Regions from separate parts of the Homo sapiens genome. Here region 1 is linked to region 2. A link is an interaction called in ENCODE POLR2A ChIA-PET data of the cell type or tissue named here. Cell type or tissue: OCI-LY7. All regions are shown on one strand. Links, peaks and the distances in the headings refer to the core of each region. The heading gives the core; the rest is flanking DNA.

What was found. Peaks named below come from ENCODE experiments on the same cell type or tissue, not always from the same donor. Only the 100,000 strongest peaks of a DNase experiment are listed, where the experiment ranks them.
Region 1: POLR2A ChIA-PET joins it to region 2 with 9 read pairs; 3 of 35 experiments call an interaction of 5 or more read pairs at or near these places.

The regions. Positions count from the first base shown.
Region 1 is chr15:79,873,876-79,883,416 of GRCh38, reverse strand. The region is part of intron 3 of ST20-MTHFS (ST20-MTHFS readthrough); the gene reads left to right. All of the region lies in intron 2 of MTHFS (methenyltetrahydrofolate synthetase), which reads left to right. Among named protein-coding and RNA genes, the nearest start is that of MTHFS, 18 kb to the left of the region's middle. RefSeq lists a silencer at 8,876-9,170. In OCI-LY7, for the core only: no CTCF peak of the experiment used is centred there; a DNase peak (open chromatin) is centred at 5,126.
Region 2 is chr15:80,041,944-80,052,411 of GRCh38, reverse strand. No RefSeq gene overlaps it. Among named protein-coding and RNA genes, the nearest start is that of ZFAND6, 12 kb to the left of the region's middle. In OCI-LY7, for the core only: no CTCF peak of the experiment used is centred there; no DNase peak of the experiment used is centred there.

The sequences.
Region 1 (9,541 bases), core at 349-8,348, 170 kb after region 2:
TGGTTTATGTTGTAGACTTTCAGTAAAAGTTTCTTGAGGTGAAGCTAACAGTTTTGAATTCAAAGCGTGCCTGTATAAATGAATAGATTATCAACACTTTATAGCTATGAAAGAAAATCTGGATTTAAAAAACTGTGTGCATGTACACAGGGACACATTAAAAAGTATACTAGAGTCAGTTGTTTTATAAGGCGCTGTAACTTGTTGTTTTTAGAGACAAGGTCTCACTCTCTCACCCAGACTGGAGTGCAGGGGTGTAATCATAGCTAACTGTAACCTTGAACTTCTGGGCTCAAGTGATCCTCCAACTTCAGCCTCCTGAGTAGCCAGGACTACAGGTACACACTACCATGCCTGACTAATTTTTAAATTTTTTGTAGAGACACGTCTACTCTGTTGCCCAGGCTGATCTTGAACTCCTGGCCTCAAGCAATCCTCCTGGCTTGGCCTCCCAGAGTGCTGGGATTATAGGCGTGAGCCACTGCACCCAACCAACATTTTTTATATTTGTGAGTAAAGAGTTAACATCGGTCCCGGACTAAGCTGGGCCTGCCTGGGGGAATAACCTTGAAACTTATCTTCTCTCAGCACTAGTTTTGGGGAAGCCATAGAGTTGTGATAATGTGGGATGTACCTGTACCTGCCTGTTACTGTGTGCTACTACACCTGAATTGGGAGCTGTGAGTTGGCATGGAAGCCTTGGGTCTGTGGAACTAGATCTGTATAAAAGATGGGCAGGAAATGGGAGTTGCAGCTTCTCTGTGTGAAGGTGACCTATGTGCCCCTTGGCTCTTGCTGCACCCTGTGTGAGTGAGGAGGCAAAAGAAGCAGTGTACTGAGGTAGCTGCTGGGCCCTGGATGAGGTAAAGATGCTGAACCTGCCATATCTCCTCTTCTGTGTTCTTCTGTAAGGCTAAGTACATGGAGTAATACTTAGATTGGTTCCTGAGCCCGAGTGCTGTAACAGCTGCTGGGTCAATGTGGTATTCTCAATCCAGTCTCTGGGTTTGTTTTTTATTTTTTGTTGGGGGCAGGCAGTGCAGCTTAAATAACAGACATTTATTTTCTGACAGTCTGGGTATTTTTAATAATATTCTGTGGAGACTCTAACACCACTGGTCCCACCAGTGACTGTCAGCATGTCTATGAGAATGCTTAATTTTTACTAAGCCAAGAAATAAGTAGTTATAAGATCCTACATGGTATGATATTTTAATATGAGTTACAGCTTATCTTCTCATTGAAAGTGTTTCCAAACCTTTAACACGTGTTTCTTTAGCTTAACAAAAATCGTTCTCACTAATTGTATTTGAACTTTTGAAATAAGTTATGACTAAAAGTAAATGAAAGCAATTGTAATTTTGGAATGTGCTTTTGCACATCGCACATGCCATTGTAGGCATTTTGGGTGACCTCCCTCTCTGGACAATTGAGAACATTGCCTCCTGAGTTAGGCACTGTGGGAGGGAGAGTGAACCCTTACTGTCCTTGCTTCATCTTCTTTGTTTTCAGATAGGATAACTGCAACCCAGGGAGGCTGTCACTTCCCCAAGGACACACAGGCAGTTAATGATAATGCGAGGTCACCCAGTTCTGGTTTCCACTCCAGTGCCCTTTGAAGTGCCATTTTTCTTCACACTTCATTCATTAATATTGCTTTACTACCTAGATTTTCTCTCTCTTGACAGCATACTGCATTAAAACCGTTATTCATGGAACAGGTACCCTTGGTAACTGTATGCATGGGAACATTGTCATATTTTCCCAAGGAAGAACTTGGACTGAGTCACATGTATCTAAAAGTACTCTGGTCTCAAAGTTAAGCTTTTTTTTTTTTTTCAGTCATTTTGTATTCGGCTAAATACACAGGAAGAACCAGCTACAGCTTTGATTTATAACAGGGCCTTTCATTTGAATGAGAAGTGCACCCATGATAGGCTTCCTTGGACCTGTTCCAGAATTGTCTATTTTATCTTTTGCAGCGGCTTTAGAATATATCCTCATTTCAGAGAATGGTAATTTACTTCTTGTTAACTCCCAGCCCATTAAGATTAAAAGACAGTTCCTTAGGGGTTATGCCCTGTTATTCTTGCCAAGATGGGCTAGCCTGCTAAATGTTCTACTCAAGCATAATGATTCATTGAATGTACTATTGAACACTTAACTGTCTTTAAAAGGACTAACCCAGGTGACTTAAACCTCGCTACATATAGAACTTCAGGTGTTTAAACTGCTTTTCCAATTCAATTTTTATTTTATCACCTTAATTGAGACATTAAAATGTCTATTAGGTTTCTATGTTTTTGTGTATACATTTAATTCAGAGGAAGGGCAGAATTTTTAAGAGGAGTGAAGTTGGAATTAGAAAAAATAAATTCTTTTTTTAGTTTATTGCTCTGAACCTTAAATTTCAAGCTAGGGTAGTAAAGACCTGTGTGTAAATGAATGCCCAGCTTAAATGCTGCCTCCTCCAAAAGTCTTCTTAGATTTCTTAGTCATATTTAAACACTTCCTCCTGTGTTTTCGCCCTGTATTTTGACACCTCAGCATACCTTTTGTCATTGGATTTGCTTTATTATATCCTATATATGTAGTTTAAAAGTTTTTTGTTTGTTTTTTTTTTTTGCTTTACTACTTGCAGGGATTAGGAGTCCACTATTTAATAGAGAACCCCATTTCATTTACCCCACTTTATAAAAGGTTAGAAAAGTACTCTCCATATTAAGTTTATGGCTTCATGTAACTTTCACCTGATGGTCCTTTAGAGAAACATATAAATAGTCTTCAAACATTTTTTTTTTGGTGTGTTTGGGCTTAGCACAGTGCCCTGATGAATCTGAGGTACCATCTCTTTCTTCAGTAACTTAAATATCCTTTTTAAAGTACAGCTGAGAATTGTATATTGAGTGAATGACTGATAGTATTGCAAAGAAATGCAGATATAATAGCACATGATCCATCAATGTTTATCTTTTATGTTAATCGTCATCTACAAAACCAGATTGTATTGATTATTATCCATAAATAAACAAGCAGAGGCCGGGCGCAGTGGCTCACACCTGTAATCCCAGCACTTCAGGAGGCTGAGGAAGGCGGATCACAAGGTCAGGAGATCGAGACCATCCTGGCTAACATGTTGAAACCCCGTCTTTACTAAAAAATACAAAAAAAGAAAAAGAATTAGCCAGGCGTGGTGGTGGGTGCCTGTAGTCCCAGCTACTCAGGAGGCTGAGGCAGGAGAATGGTGTGAACCCAGGAGGCAGAGCTTGCAGTGAGCTGAGATCATGCCACTGCACTCCAGCCTGGGCGACAGAGCGAGACTCCGTCTTAAAAAGAAAAAAAAGAACAAAAGCAGAATAAACTAATTTACTGTTGGATGAAGTAGGCAGCAAATCATGAGATGGAAATTGAACAGAAACAAAAAATATCTTCCTAACTGCCCATGTCATTACTTTGGGTTAAAGCAGTCAAATCCACTGTAAAAATTTAAGTGTTCTTTGGGTGTAGTGACACAGGGAACCAGAATCACTTGTAAGAAGTCCTGTGATTAATTAAAAAACAAGAAAGAGCTAGGAAAGAAATTTTGATTTTAGTCAGAGTTTTGTGTGTATATATGTGTGCATGTGTGTGTGTATATGCATGTGCTGTGTATAAAATGGGTCATGATGTTTTTCTTACTGAGTTTCTAAAATGTTTGAAAGCCACTGATTTAGGCCTCTGCTTCTCAAGAAGGCATGCATCTATTACAGGCCTTATTGGGTAAATTTTCTTCAACTATTAATTTTACTTCAACATTTTAGCAGAAACAAACCAGAAAAACAAACATATAAACATACAAACCACACATTAGTTTTATAACAAATACAATCACAAAGGTAGCATATAGAAGATAAATAAAATTCACAAATTTTAAGGAAAAAAATTAGCTGGGCATGCTGGTGGGTGCCTGTAATCCCAGCTACTCAGGAGGCTGAGGCAGGAGAATTGCTTGAACCCAGGAGGCGGAAGTTGCAGTGAGCCAAGATCACACCATTGGACTCCAGCCTGGGGGACAGAGTGAGACTCTGACTCAAAAAAAAAAAAAAAAAAAAAAAAGGGTAATAATTTAAAGGTAAAACACAAAATATTAAAGCAAAAACTTTGCCTCTGTGGGCAGGCCTGCAGGCAGACCCTCCAGGGATTTTAACTTTCTCTGCAGTTACCTTAGTGAAAAATTTGGGAAGTACTGGTCATTTAGTGGAATTTCAAAATTCCACTAATGGATGATACAAATGAAAAGCATGATACAAATGAAAATGAAAATTTTTTGTGTTAAATTTTTTTTGATGTGCTGTTTTAGTTCCTCTGTTGATTTTTAAGCTATGTATTAAATTGTTTTTGCAGTTTCTGGAGGGATTACATCTTTTATTTAGTACAGTCTGTTTCAGATTAGTATTCATCTGACTCCAGTAAAATACAGCAACTTTGCTCTTATATAATTCCATTCTTCCTTCCCCATTTATGTTATTATTGTCATATTGAGGCAGGAAATTAAAGAAAGAAAGAAAAAAAAAAAGGGAATAAGCTTTCCTGTGCTAGGCTGACTTGTCCCAGAGGCAGCAACAAGCACAGCTGAAACCCAGGAAAAGTCTTGATAATACTATCTAAGAAGCCAGGACACAGAAGAATGTGCTCTGGAGACTCTCCCACCACTCCCTCCACATAGGGAGAAGAAAAACAAATTTCTCTTTGTTTTACAGTATGAGTTTATAGATTCCTGTTCCCTGTAACTAGTGACTTCTAGTATTCTGTTTTATCTAAGCAGTGGAGTGATGGTCATAAAGCAACTGAGCAGGCCTGAGATACGGCCACCTGGGCACCATAGTGAAGGCCATGGAATAAGCCTTGCTAGGCACTACGGCAAACTAGATAATGGCCATCTGAGTTGCATAGCAATGGTCATGTGTAATCCTGAGTTATGAACCTGTTACAATTTGATTAACCGTCTTGTCTTGCCTCTGTATCCTTGCTTTTGCTTTGCGCCAGTGTAAGCTTGACTCAAGTTAGCCCATCCCCTTTTAGAAGTGTGTATAAGCGTCAAGTGCTGTCTTTGTTCTTGGCTCAGTTTTTGGATGTTGAGTCTGCTGGGTCTGAGTGCACTCAGAAAAGATCCTCCTGGTTTACCCCGAGGTCTCTCTTGTCCTCCTAATTCACACGACAGTATAAGTTACATCTGTATGTACTATAAATCTAACAAATAGTATTATAATTATTGCTTTAAGAACTCTTATGTTTTAAAAAGGAATAGAAGAAAAGAGAAAAAACCAGTCTTTTGTGTTTACCTTCCTACTTACTGTTTCCAGTGTTCTTCATTCTTTCCTGTGAATTCAAGTTACCATCCAGTGTAATTTCCTTTTGGCCCAAAGGATTTTCTTTAGTCTTTCTCAGACAGCTCTGCCAGTAATTAATTCTCTCAGTTTTTGTTTATCTAGGAATGTCTTATTCTGCCTCTATTTTTGAAAGGGTTTTGCTGAATATGAAATTCTTAGTTGACATATGTATTTTTTTTCCTTTCAGCATGTTCAATGTTATTCTTCTGCCTTGTGGCCTCCATTGTTTCTGATGAGAAGTCATCATTCATTCTATTTTTGTATTTCCCTTTTTATAATAAGTTATTTTTCTCTTTCAGCAGTTTGACTCTGATGTGTAAAAATGTAGATTTCTTTTCTTTTTTTTTTGAGATAGAGTCTCGCTCTGTCACCAGGCTGAAGTGCAGTGACATGATCTTGGCTCACTGCAGCCTCTGCCTCCCGGGTTCAAGCAATTCTCCTGCCTCAGCCTCCCAAGTAGCTAGGACTACAGGTGTGCACTGCTACGCTTGGCTAATTTTTTTGTATTTTTAGTAGAGATGGGGTTTCACCATGTGGGCTAGGATGGTCTTGATTTCCTGACCTCGTGATCCACCCGCCGTGGCTTCCCAAAGTGCTGGGATTACAGGCATGAGCCACCGTGCCTGGCATGTGTAGATTTCTTTAGTTTTATCCTATATGGGATTTATTGAGCTTCTTGGGTCTGTAGATTAATTTTTTCATCAACTATAGGAGGTTCTCAGCCATTATTTTTCAAAAAAAATTTTTTTCCTGCCACATTGTCTCTCTTCTCCTTCTAGGACTCTTATTCCATGTATAGTATATTGGTATTCTTGATATTGTCCCACAAGTCACTTAGGCTGTGTTCATTTTTCTTCAGTCTTTTTTTTCTTTTTTCACGTTGGATAATTTCTGTAGATCTGTCTTTAAGTACACTGCCTTTTTTCTTCCATCATCTCAAACCCATTGTTGAATCCATGTAGTGCATTTTTTATTTCAGTAGTTGTACTTTTCTTTTTTTTTTAAAAAAGGAGTTTCACTGTTGTCGCCCAGGCTGGAGTGCAATGGTGCAATCTCAGCTCACTGCAACCTCTGGTCCCTGGGTTCAAGTGATTCTCCTGCCTCAGCCTCTTGAGTAGCTGGGACTACAGGCACGTGCCACCACACCCAGCTAATTTTTGTATTTTTAGTAGAGATGGAGTTTCACCATGTTGGCCAGGATGGTCTCGATCTCTTGACCTCGTGATCCACCTGCCTTGGCTTCCCAAAGTGCTGGGATTATAGGCATGAGTCATTGTGCCCTGCCAGTTGTTGAACTTTTCAACTGTAGAGTTTGATACTTATTGAAAGTTTCAGTTTCTTCATTGATATTCTTTATTTGTTGAGTCATTGGTGTCATATATTCATTTAATTCTAGGAACATTTGTTTCCTTTACTTTTTTTTTTTTTTTTTTGGGATGGAGTCTCACACTGTCACCTAGGCTGGAGTGCAGTGGCATGATCTTGGCTCACTGCAAGCTCTGCCTTCTGGGTTTACACCATTCTCCTGCCTCAGCCTCCTGAGTAGCTGGGACTACAGGTGCCTGCCACCACGCCCGGCTAATTTTTTTTTGTATTTTTAGTGGAGACCGGGTTTCACCATGTTAGCCAGGATGGTCTCGATCTCCTGACCTTGTGATCTGCCCACCTCGGCCTCCCAAAGTGCTGGGATTACAGGCATGAGCCATTGCGCCTGGCCTACTTTAGTTTTTTTGAACAGAATTTTCTTTAATTCTTGGCTCATATTCATAATGGCTGCTTTGATGTCTTTGCTAAATTGAATATCTTGGCCCACTTAGACTTCATTTTCCTTGACTGATTTCCCCCACCTTGATTATAGGTCACTTTCTTGTTTCTTTGCATATCCTATATTTTTTTTGTTGTTGAAATCTTTTTGATAATATCTTGTAGTATCTCTGGATTCTGATTTACTTTTTGAAGTGTTTGTTTGTTTTTTGGTAACTAGCTTGCTCTTAGCCAGTTAGCACATATCTCCCTATGATATGTGTCTATAGATATCTCTGCTCAATTTTTGTGTGCTTATTTATTTTTTGGCCTGGCTTCCTAGGTGCTGCTCCTATGTCCATATAGCTTAGTGGTGAGCCAATGATTGTTTCTTCAAATATTCAAATCTTTTGCCCAATTTTAATTACATTGCCTTTTTACTGTTGTGTTATCTAAGTTTTTTATGTGTTCTGGATAATAAGTTCCTTGTCAGATATGTGATTTGCAAATATTTCTCCCATTGTGTTTTTTCACTCTCTTGATGGTGAACTTTGAAGCAAAGTTTTTGATTTTGATGGAGTCCTATGTAATAATTTTTTGCTACTTGTGCTTTTGGTATCATAGCTAAGAAACCATTGCCTAATCCAAGGTCATGAAGATTTATGCCTCCGTTTTTTTCTAAGAGTTTTATTGTTTTAGCTCTTACATTTAGGTCTTTGATGTATTTTGAGTGAATTGTTGTAAATGGTATAAGTTGGGGCCAACTTATTCTTTTGTATATGGATATTTGGTTGTCCCAGCACTGTCTTTAAAAAGATGATTCTTTCCGTATTGCATTGTCTTGGCATTGTGTCTTCTCTGTTTTTGAAGGACAGCTTTGCTGGAGATAGAATTCTTGGCTGGCAGTGTTTTTCATTCAGCACTTTGAATGTGTTATTTTCACTGCCTTCTGGCCTCCAGGTTGCCATTGACAATTCAGCTGTTAATCTTATGAGGATCTGAGGATCTCTAGTGATTTTTTTTTTTTTTTGTCGCTTTTGTTGCGGGAAGTCAGGGACCCTGAACGGAGGGACCGGCTGAAGCCATGGCAGAAGAACATAAATTGTGAAGATTTCATGGACATTTATTAGTTCTCGAAATTAATACTTTTATAATTTCTTACACCTGTCTTTACTGCAGTCTCTGAACATAAACTGTGAAGATTTCATGGACATTTGTCACTTCCCCAATCAATACTCTTGTGATTTCCTATGCCTGTCTTTATTTTAATCTCTTAATCCCATCATCTTTGTAAGCTGGGGATGTGTGTCGCCTCAGGACCCTGTGATGATTGCGTTAACTGCACAAATTGTTCGTAAAGCATGTGTGTTTAAACAATATGAAATCTGGGCACCTTGAAAAAAGAACAGGATAACAGCGATGTTCAGGGAACAAGGGAGATAACCATCAGGTCTGACTGCCTGAGAGCCGGGCAGAACAGAGCCATATTTCTCCTCTTACAAAAGCGAATAGGAGAAATATCGCTGAATTCTTTTTTTCAGCAAGGAACAGCCCTGAGATAGCCTTCTAGATTCCCTGGAATATGTCGGAGCTTTTCAAAGGCTCCTCAGGACATCTTCTTCCCCAGTTTTTCCTTTTAAGTTTTTTGGTCAGCCTCTTGTTAGCACTAACTGGATTCCTGCCCCAGACAGCTGTGATATTAAACAATTGCCATTGATTTTTAAAATAAATGTCCTAGGGCTAGGGCTTTTTGCATGGAGAGAGCTATGAGTCAGATCAAGTAAAGATAAGACCTGACAATGCACCTTTTCAGGGAACTGCCAGACAAATTAATTAGTGACAGTTTTCTGGGATGGAGCTTTTGTTGAGCTCCAAACCTGTTCTGCCCCTCCATTGGCTGCCAGGCTGTTGGTGGTTGTCACAGCTATTTTAGTTGTAAGGCTGTTGATTTTCAAGTCTACCATGAAGCTGGGGAGAGGGGGATGGGAATGGGGCAAGTTGAAAAGGCACAAAGCTCACTGTTCTTACAGAGAATAAACATTTAGATTGGTGTAAGCCTTTGACTAATTTCTAGAGTTTTGAAAAGTTGATTTTGACCATTTTTCCCAATGTTCTTGCTGGTTTTATTAAGGAGCAGATTTTTAGTTTTCTACTCTGCCATTCTAGAAGTGATTCTGAGCCAGTGATTTAGATAGTAGTTGTTTTCAAACACTGGAATGCATGAAGCTCCACTGATTGATCTGTCTGTGAGTTGCAGAGTGCATTCAAGTTTTAGCACTTCTCTAGTTGTCCTTGGCTGTTACTCTCTGCCAAGCTCTCTCAGATCTTCCCTGCATATCCCTATAGTTTCTAGTCAGCCAGGTATGTAGGAAGAGTTTATCTCAGCCCTTCTATGGACCTCTTATTTTAGTATAGCCACATTACATTCC
Region 2 (10,468 bases), core at 1,110-9,109:
AGTAGCTGGGACTACAGGCACGTGCTACCACGCCCAGCTAATTTTTATATTTTTAGTAGAGACAGGGTTTCGCCATGTTGGCAAGGCTGGTCTTGATCTCTTTACCTCATGATGCACCCATCTCGGCCTCCCAAAGTGCTGGGATTACAGGCCACTGCACCCGGCCATCTCTAATCAATTGTTCTAACAAATATATCAACTCTCCTTTTCCCCATGGTTTTGTGTGAGGCCTTCTTTAGCATATGTCAACTTTTTATACATAATAAATTCTAGATCTGAGTTTTTCCACTATTCTTGCTATTTTTGCTTCAACAGCGTGTTTTTATTCAAGACCCATGACATTTTAATCTCATTGCTATATAATATGCTTTAGTGTCTACTAGAGCTTGTCTTTTTACTATCCATTGCTCTTTTTCTGAATTTTGTTTGAAAATCTGATCTGTTTATGCCTCTAGGTTAACTCTAGAATAATTTAATCAGTTGTTTAAGAAATATCCTGCCAAGATTTGAATTGGAATTGCATTTGCCAAAAACAATTTGGGGGAGCAGGGAGAAATATTTTCATCTTCACAGTATCTGGATGGCCCATTAAGAAATCTGCTGTCGGGCCAGGCACGGTGGCTCACGCCTGTAATCCCAGCACTTTGGGAGGCCGAGGCAGGCGGATCACGAGGTCAGGAGATCGAGACCAAACCTGCTAACACAGTGAAACCCCGTCTCTACTAAAAATACAAAAAAAATTAGCCAGGCATGGTGGCAGGTGCCTGTAGTTCCAGCTACTCTGGAGGCTGAGGCAGGAGAATGCCATGAACCTGGGAGGCGGAGGTTGCAGTGAGCCGAGATCGCGCCACTGCACTCCAGCCTGGGCGACAGAGACAGACTCTGTCTCAAAAAAAAGAAAAAAAGAAAAAAAGAAATCTGCTGTCTTTTTTCCTCATTTGTTCAGCTTTTAAAAAAAACATTTCTCATATTTTTGTTTCCTTAACTTAACAGTGAAATATTAAAGAGAAATGCTTATGAGCATTATTTTTTTGTTAATAATTCACTTATGATTTGTTGAAACTGTGGATGAAATTTTTTTATATTTTCAAGCTAGTCATTGATAATATATTACAACGCTATTTAATTCTGTATATCTATTGTATACCTAACCACTAAACTGGTTAGAAAAAAATATATATATATATAGTGTATGTGTGTATATATATATATATAGTGTATGTATATATATATATAGTGTGTGTGTATATATATATATATAGTGTATGTATATATATATATATATATATATATATATATATATATATTTTTTTTTTTTTTTTTTTTTTTTTTTGAGACAGTCTTGCTTTGTCTCCCAGGCTGGAGTGCAGTGGCACAATCATAGCTCACTGCAGCCTCAACCTCCTGGGCTCAAGCAACCCTCCAACCTCAGCCTCCCAGGTAGTTGGGACTACAGGTGCACAACACCATGCCTAGCTAATTGTAAAATTTTTTGTAGAGACGGGCTACCACTGTTTTGCCCAGGCTGGTCTCAAACTCCTGGGCTCAAGCAAATCCTCTTGCTTCAAACTCCCAAGGTACTGGAATTACAGATGTATATCACCACACCCCATCCTTAAAAAATATTTTAAATAATTTTTCAGTTGATTGCTTTGTTTTTGTGTGTTTGTATGTTTGTTTGTTTGTTTTTTGAGACAGAGTCTTGCTCTGTCGCCCAGGCTGGAGTGCAGTGGCACGATCTCAGCTCACTGCAACCTCCACCTCTCTGGTTCAAGCAATTCCCCTGCCTCAACCTCCCGAGTAGCTGGGATTACAGGCGCACCCCACCATGTCCCGCTTTTTTTTTTGTATTTTTAGTAGAGACCGGGTTTCACCATGGTGACCAGACTGTTCTCAAACTCCTGACCTCAGGCCATCCGCCTGCCTTGGCCTCTCAAAGTGCTAGGATTACAGGCACCCAGCCTGCTTTGTTTTTTGTTAATATAACTAAAATAGTATTTTCTCTTTTTCTTTAAAATATTTATATTTTTATTTATGTTTCATGTCTTACTGATGTAGCCAGAATTTTAAAGCAAAATTAAATAATATTGATATTATTGATATGACAATATTGATCGATATATCATGTTGTTGATATGATAATATTGATATGACATTCCATTATAGACTAGTTTCTGGCAAATGCTGATTTATTTGGAATAAATGTCTTTTTAAAAAATTGTGTTCTCGGCTGGGCGTGGTGGCTTACACCTGTAATCCCAGCACCTTGGGGGGCCGAGGTGGGTGGATCACGAGGTCAAGAGATTTAGACCATCCTGGCCAACATGGTGAAACCTCCTCTCCACTAAAAATACAACAATTAGCTGGGCATGGTGGCGCACGCCTATAGTCCCAGCTACTCAGGAGGCTGAGGCAGGAGAATCGCTTGAATCTGGGAGGCGGAGGTTGCAGTGAGCGAAATCGCAGGCACTGCACTCCAGCCTCGGCAACAGAGCGAGACTCCATCTCAAAAAGAAAAAAAAAAATGTGTTCTGGCCAGACGCGGTGGCTCACACCTGTAATCCCAGCACTTTGGGAGGCCAAGGCAGGCGGAATGCCTGAGCTCAGGAGTTCGCGACCAGCCTGGGCAACATGGTGAAACCCCGTCTCTACTAAAATACAAAAACAATTAGCTGGGTGTGGCGGCGTGCGCCTATAGTCCCAGCTACTTGGGAGGCTGAAGCAGGAGAATTGCTTGAGCCCGGGAGGCGGAGGTTGCAGTGAGCCGAGATTGCGCCAGTGCACTTAGCCTGGACGACAGAGCAAGACTCTGTCTCAAAATAATAATAATAATAATAATAATAATAATAATAATAATAATAATAAATAATAATAATAATGTGTTCCAAGGATGACTACTATATAAACAGAACAATAAGTGTTGGCAAAGATGTGGAGAAATTGGAACTCTTATGCACTGATGGTGGGAGTGTAAAATAGTGCAGCCACAAAAAATTAGAATTACTGTATGATTCAGCAATTACACTTCTGGGCATATAACCAAAAGAACTGAAAGCAGGGTCTCAAAGAGATATTTATACACGGATATTCAAGCAGCATTATTCACAATGCCAAAAGGTGGAAGCATCCTGTGTCCATTGACAGATGAATGGATACACAAAATGTGGTGTATATGTATGAGATGGAATATTATTCCACCTTAAAAAGGAAGGAAATTCTGACACATACAACAACACTGATGAACCTGGGGGACATTATGCTAAGCGAAATAAACCAGTCTCAAAAAGACATATACTGTATGACTGTTTAGATGGGGTACCTAGAGTTATCAAATTCATAGAGACAGAAAGTAGAATGATGGTTGCCAAGGGCTGAGGGGAGGGAGGAATGGACAGTCATTGTTTAATATGTACAGAGTTTCAGTTTTGCAAGATGAAAAGAATTGTGGAGATAGATGGCGGTGATGGCTGCACTAGAAAGTGAATGTCCTTAATGCCACCGACTGTACACTTAAAAATGGTTAAGATGGTAAATTTTGGGCTCTGTATATTTTATTGCAATTTTTAAAAAAGTGATGCTAAAGAGGTACCATCTATTTTTATAATTAATTTTTGTTAGAAATGGCTATTGAATTGTATTGACTGATTTTTCCCTTCCATAAAGATGATTTTTTTTTTTTTTTTTTTTTTGAGACGGAGTCTTGTTTTGTCGCCCAGGCTGGAGTGCAGTGGCACGATCTCGGCTCACCGCAACCTCCGCTTCCCGGGTTCAAGCGATTCTCCTGCTTTAGCCACCCGAGTAGCTGGGACTACAGACATGTGCCACCATCCCCGGCTAATTTTTGTGTTTTTAGTACAGACAGGGTTTCACTATGTTGGCCAGACTGGTCTCGAACTCCTGACCCTGTGATCCACCCGCCTCAGTATCCCAAAGTGCTGGGATTACAGGTGTGAGCCACCATGCCTGGTCAAAGATGATCATTTTTATATTTGATCTATAGTTTTAAAGTAGTATATTAATAGGCTTACTTATTGAATTTTTCTTGTATTATTGATATGCTTAGCACAACTATAGTGAGTTTTTCTTTCATTATGTTGTTTAATTACATCTGTTAATGTTTTAGTTTAGATTTTTCATCTATATCTACCTGATGTAGCCCAATTCATCAGTAGTATCAAATGAGCTTACGTTAAATGATTCTAAACTCCCATTTTACCTTCCCTTACCCTCTTTTATCCTCCCTTTTATGATAATTCCAGGAAATTTACTCAGGCCAAAGGATACTTATGCTCAGAGAGAGAAAACCAGAATGCCAACTAAGTCAGCATGGGAGTCTATGCTGTTTGTTTCGTTGTTAGTTCTGTTGCTTCATCCGCTGGTGTCCCCGGCAGTCTTACTCATGTGTGTTCTCTTGTTTAGCAGTAGTTCCTCTGGGCAAGACAGGAAGGGTCTGAAAAGATCTGCTCCTGAAAGGGTTAGTATTCAAATACTCTCCCTCCACCAGCAGCAAGCAAGGCAAGATGGACTCAAAGGCTCACTTGGACTAAATCCTTCTCCCCTGTTCTCCAGGTCCCAAGTTCCCCCTATACTTTAAGATGATTGGATGCAGGCATACCCATTGCTTTGCCCCATGGGCCCATAGACAGTTCCAGAAATGAGTATGTTTATGATTTCCAGTCTTCCCCATGATGCTTGCATTCTCCATACTACATATTTCCATGTGTGAGATTGCTTTCCAACATTATGCTTGAAAACGTTCTCAGTCTCTGCCTGACTTACTGGTCCAGTCAGGTTTTTCACTCCATGTTTTATCAATTTTGATAGTATGTATTTTTATAGAAATTTGCCTATTTCATTGAAATTATTTGTTTTGTTTTTGTTTTTGTTTTTTTTCTGAGATGGAGTCTCGCTGTGTCACCCAGGCTGGAGTGCAGTGGTGTGATCTCAGCTCACTGCAACCTCTGCCTCCCGGGTTGAAGCGATTCTCCTACCTCAGCCTCCTGAATAGCTGGGATTACAGGCATGCACCACCATACCGGCTAATTTTTGTATTTTTAGTAGAGACAGGATTTCACCATGTTGGTCAGGCTGGTCTTGAACTCCTGACCTTGTTGTGATCTGCCCACCTCGGCCTCCCAAAGTGTTGGGATTACAGGCGTGAGCCACTGCACCTGGCCTCAAATTTATTTGTTAATATATACTTGTGCTGTCAGCACCCTGGGGCAAATGTGAGTTTCTTCTGAGCATGAGGATAAAATTACTGAGAATTAAACTGCAAACCCAACTCAAAAAGATCACAGTAGAGATGTTTGAAGATTTTAATTGTTGTTTTTAGTTTGTGGGCCTCTTTGAGGGTCTCATGAAGCCTGTAGATTCTCTCCTTAGAAAACTGCAAAAACTATATGTAAAGCTTTCCATCTAGTTTAGAAAGTTCCCGTATCTCCCAGAACCTGTCTGCAGACCATGGATCTATGTCCATGAGCTCTGTAACTAAAATGATGGAGCGGCTCCTAGGACTGCCGTTGTTCATTTGCCTTTAGAATGCACTGACCTATCTGAAACAAGCCAGTGTCAATCATAAAGAGGGGAAGGTTGGTCCTCGTAGAAGCAGAGACAAAGGAGAGTCAGAGATGCAATAATCAGCAGTGTTCATCTCAGCACGGTCCAGGGGATAGGCAGTTTCAGTGGCTGAATTTCACATATGCTGGTCCAGCTGACAAGGTGATCCTTATTGTAAAATGAACATTTTTATCTAGTTTACATTCTTCACAAGGATGTCTTGTTATTAGAAATGCTCAATTTATCTAACAGACTTCCTTTGTTGTGATTAATATGATTGGGCTGTTTTCCAGCCTCAGTTATATTTCTCATTTTTAATTTATAAATTGGTACTTAGATTTATACATCAGTCTTATGAACTTGGCTATTGTGAGTCTGCCTGAGAAATGGATCTGATGACAAAATCAGCATTCTGAGATGCAAAACCAAGCACTTGATACAGTAACCAAATGAGGATAGGGAATGCTGCCCCATAATGCCTCTCAGGGAACATCCCACTGGGTTCATTCAGGCAGGACATCTAACAGCATTATTGTGATGGCCAGGCTAGCTGTTCTCAACACATAGAACTATCCTATACCTAATTGTATAGCCCTTTCTTCATTCTAATTGTAATTATTCCTGCTCCTTGACTAGGATTCAAAGGATTATCTGTTTATGTTATCTTTTTAAAAATGTTTCAGGCTGTGCGTGGTGGCTCACGCCTGTAATCCCAGCACTTTGGGAGGCTGAGGCGGGTGGATCATGAGGTCAGGAGATCGAGACCATCCTGGCTAGCATGGTGAAAACCCGTCTCTACTAAAAACACAAAAAATTAGCCAGGCGTGGTGGTGGGCGCCTGTAGTCCCAGCTACTCGGGTGGCTGAGGCAGGAAAATGGCGTGAACCTGAGAGGCGGAGCTTGCAGTGAGCCGAGATGGCGTCACTGCACTCCAGCCTGGGTGACAGAGCCAGACTCCGTATCAAAAAAAAAAAAAAAAAAAAAGTTTCATCTTTTTTTTTGTTTGTTTTTAAAACAGGATCTCACTCTGTCACCCAGGCTGGAGTGCAGTAATGCAATCAGACTTATTGCAGCCTCGAACTCCCTGGCTCAAGTGATCTTCCCACCTCAGCTTCCTGAGTAGCTGGGACCACGGGCTCACACTACCTTGCCTAGGTAACTTATTTTTATTTATTTATATTTTATTTTATTTTTTTTGAGACGGAGTCTTGCTCTGTTGCCCAGGCTGGAGTGCAGTGGTGTGATTTCGGCTCACTGCAACCTCCGCCTGCTGGGTTCAAGCCATTCTCCTGCCTCAGCCTCCCGAGTACCTGGGACTACAGGCGTGCACCACCACGCCCAGGTAATTTTTTGGATTTTTAGTAGAGACGGGTTTTCACCATGCTAGCCAGGCTGGTCTTGAACTCCTGACCTGCTGATATGCCTGTCTCGGCCTCCCAAAGTGCTTGGATTAGAGGCGTGAGCCACAGCACCCGGCCTATTTTTATTTTTATTTGTAGAGACGAGGTCTCCCTAGTTGCCCAGGCTGGTTGTAAACTCCTGGGCTCAAGTAATCCTCCTATCTCAGCCTCCCAAAATGCTGGGATTACAGGTATGAACCACCACACCCAGCCACCATCTTGTATTTACTTATCAATTCTACTCTTTCTTATGGCTTCTAATTGATTTAAATACTACTTTAGGCCGGGCGCGGTGGCTCACGCCTGTAATCCCAGCACTTTGGGAGGCCAAGGCGGGCGGATCACAAGGTCAGGAGATCGAGACCATCCTGGCTAACACAGTGAAACCCCGTCTCTACTAAAAATACAAAAAATTAGCTGGGCAAGGTGGCTGTCGCCTGTAGTCCCAGCTACTCGGAGGCTGAGGCAGGAGAATGGCCTGAACACGGGAGGCGGAGCTTGCAGTGAGCCGAGATCGCGCCACTGCACTCCAGCCTGGGCGACCGAGCCAGACTCCGTCTCGAAAAAAAAAAGAGTGAAATATCTGAATAGATACTTTACCAAAGAATAATATATACACATGGCAAATAAGCATATGGAAAAAAATGTCCAACATCATTTGTCATTAGGGAAATGCAAATTAAAACAAGAGGTATCATTATGCACCTATTAGAATAGCTAAAATCCAAAAACCTAAAACACAAGTTTCTGGCAAAAATGTGGAGCAACAGGAATTCTCATTCATGGCTGATGGGAAATGCAAAATTATACAGCCACCTAGAAGGGAGTTCGGCAATTTTTTTACAAAGATCAACATAGAGTTACCGTATGATCCAGCAATCACGCTTGTTGGTATTTACCCCACTGATTTGAAAATGTCTATCCATGCAAAAAACTGCAAACAAATGTTCATGGCAACTTTATTCAAAATTGCCGAAAACTGGAAGCAACCAAGGTGCTCTTCAATAGGTGAATGGATGCATACAGTGTGATATATCTGTACAATGGAATAGTATCCAACAATAAAAAGACGTGAGCTATCAAAATGTGAAAAGATGGATGAATTTAAATGCATATTGCTAAATTAAAAAATTAAAAAAGTAGTCAAGTATGGTGGCACACACCTGTGGTCCTAGCTACTTGGGAGCTGAGGTCCTAGCTACTTGGGAGCCTGGGAGGTCAAGGCTGCAGTGAGCCATGTTTGTGCCACTGCACTCCAGCTTGGGCAACATAGCAAGACCCTGTCTCGAAAATAAATAAATGTAACTATTGGGTACTAGGCTTAGTACCTGGGTGATGAAGTGATGTGTACAACAAACCCCTGCGACGTGAGTTTACCTATATAACAATCCTGCACATGTACCCCTGAACCTAAAAGTTAAAATAAATTAAAAGAGTAAAATTCCCAGTAACCCCATAAACACCCCTGCAAACCCATTTTCTCTCCAATGAACTTGCATCAGTGACCTGCCTTGTCTAGGCCTTGGCCCAGTAGATCCCACAAGTGGCCACTATTAAGGTGTACCTGGTCCAGTGAGCAAAATGGTTGGATCCCCAGCTATTGCTGGGAATCCACCACACGTGCAGAAGACGAGGTGATGGATGTCTTCTGTTTGTCCCTCTAGATATACTTTCTCTTTCTTTCTTTTTTTTTTTTTTTTTTTGAGATAGAGCCTCATTGTCTCCCAGGCTGGAGTTCAGTGGCACGTTCTTGGCTCACTGTGACCTCTGCCTCCCAGGTTCAAGCAATTCTCATGCCTCAGCCTCCTGAGTAGCTGGGATTACAGGCACCTCCCACCATGCCTGGCTAATTTTTGTATTTTTAGTGGAGACAGGTTTTCATCATGTTGTCCTGAATGGTCTCAAACTCCTGACCTCCAGTGATCCGCCCTCCTCAGCCTCCCAAAGTGCTGGGATTACAGGCGTGAGCCACCACAACCAGCCTAGATATATTTTATCATGCCCTCCCCAACTCTGTACCCTGAGAGGCTGACCCAAATGGACTTCCTCAGTGAATATCCTTGTCCTTTAGCCTCCAGTGGTGTCTGGTGCATGGGAAGCACTGGCAGGAGATGGGAGGGAGGGAGGAGTGTCAGGATAGGTGTTTATTCTGGTTCTAGTGCTGCTGGTCATAAAAGATTGGTGACACTCTTCTACCAAAGCCATTCTCCTGTCAATGGCCTTTTCCACCCAGCCACTCTTTCCAGGTTCTAGTAACAGCTCCCTCTGCTTGTCCCTATCAGTCCAAAGCTTAGCATTCATGCCACACTATATGTGTAGAGCTTATAGGTAGCACCTTGCAAACCCACTGTGGCCTGGGTGCCAGGCAGATATGTGCTTGCCCCAGTGTGGGAAATCAGTGTTCATTAAATGAATGAATCAGTCAACAAATCACATGTTAAAGAAGTTTCAAGACACCCTTGTGACAATACAACTGAGTGGTTAGAGGACTGAGTAGTCAGTGCTGGGCTCAAACTGTGGCACCTTCAACTCACCCAGGTGAGTGATCTATGTTGTTCTAGTTCTCTAAGCCTTAGTCTCTTATCTTTAAAGTGGAGATAACAATATCTTCTTCGCTAAGTTAATTAAATGAAAAATAGTCTGTGCAAAGTGCTTAGCATAGTGTCTGGCACAAAAAAAATGCTTAGTAAACAATAAGTTATCTAATTAGTTATCTAATCCAGTCATGGCTAAAAGTAGTTGGTCTTTTGCAATAGATAAATGAGTAAGGACACAAACAGATAATTAGCAAGCAACCAAAAGTAATTGGCAAACAAAGTGGTAAACATGTTCAATCTAGCTAGTAAGCAAAGAAATGCAAAGGAAACAAACAATGAGATACCATACCTTGCCTTCAAAGCTAGAAAATTGTTTTAACTATACTTAAAGCCAGAAAGGTCATGATGAAACAAGGACTGTCAGTCATTCAGTTTGGGGCATAAAAATACTAGAAGGCAATAGTTTTTAAAATTTAAGTGCACCTACCTCTGACCTAGTAATTGTGCTTTTAGTAGTCTAGGCTACAGAAATACTCAAAGAAGTGAGTGCAGAGAAATTCCTAACACCATTGTTTGTAATAACAATAGACAGGTTGGTAGACAGGAAGGAAGGAGGGAGGGAGGGAAGGAAGGAAGGAGAGAGGGAGGGAGGGAAGGAGGGAAGGAAAGAGGGAGGGAGGGAAGTAGGAAAGGTGGGAGAGAGGGAGGGAGTGAGAGAAGAAAGGAGGGAGGAAAAGAGGGAAGGGAGGGAGGGAGGGAGGGAAGCTAAATATCCATCAAAAAGGGAACACCTAGCTAAATTATGATACAGCCATTTTATGCATTGCTATGTAGCTGTTAAAAACAAGTCCATCTCCAGGGATGCTGCCTACTGCTGTCTAGGTTGTTCACTGCACAAGGGAACTTCATTGACATCTTAGACATATACTGAGATGTGAGAGCTTGCTTGTGCTCATGTAGTTTAGTACCGGC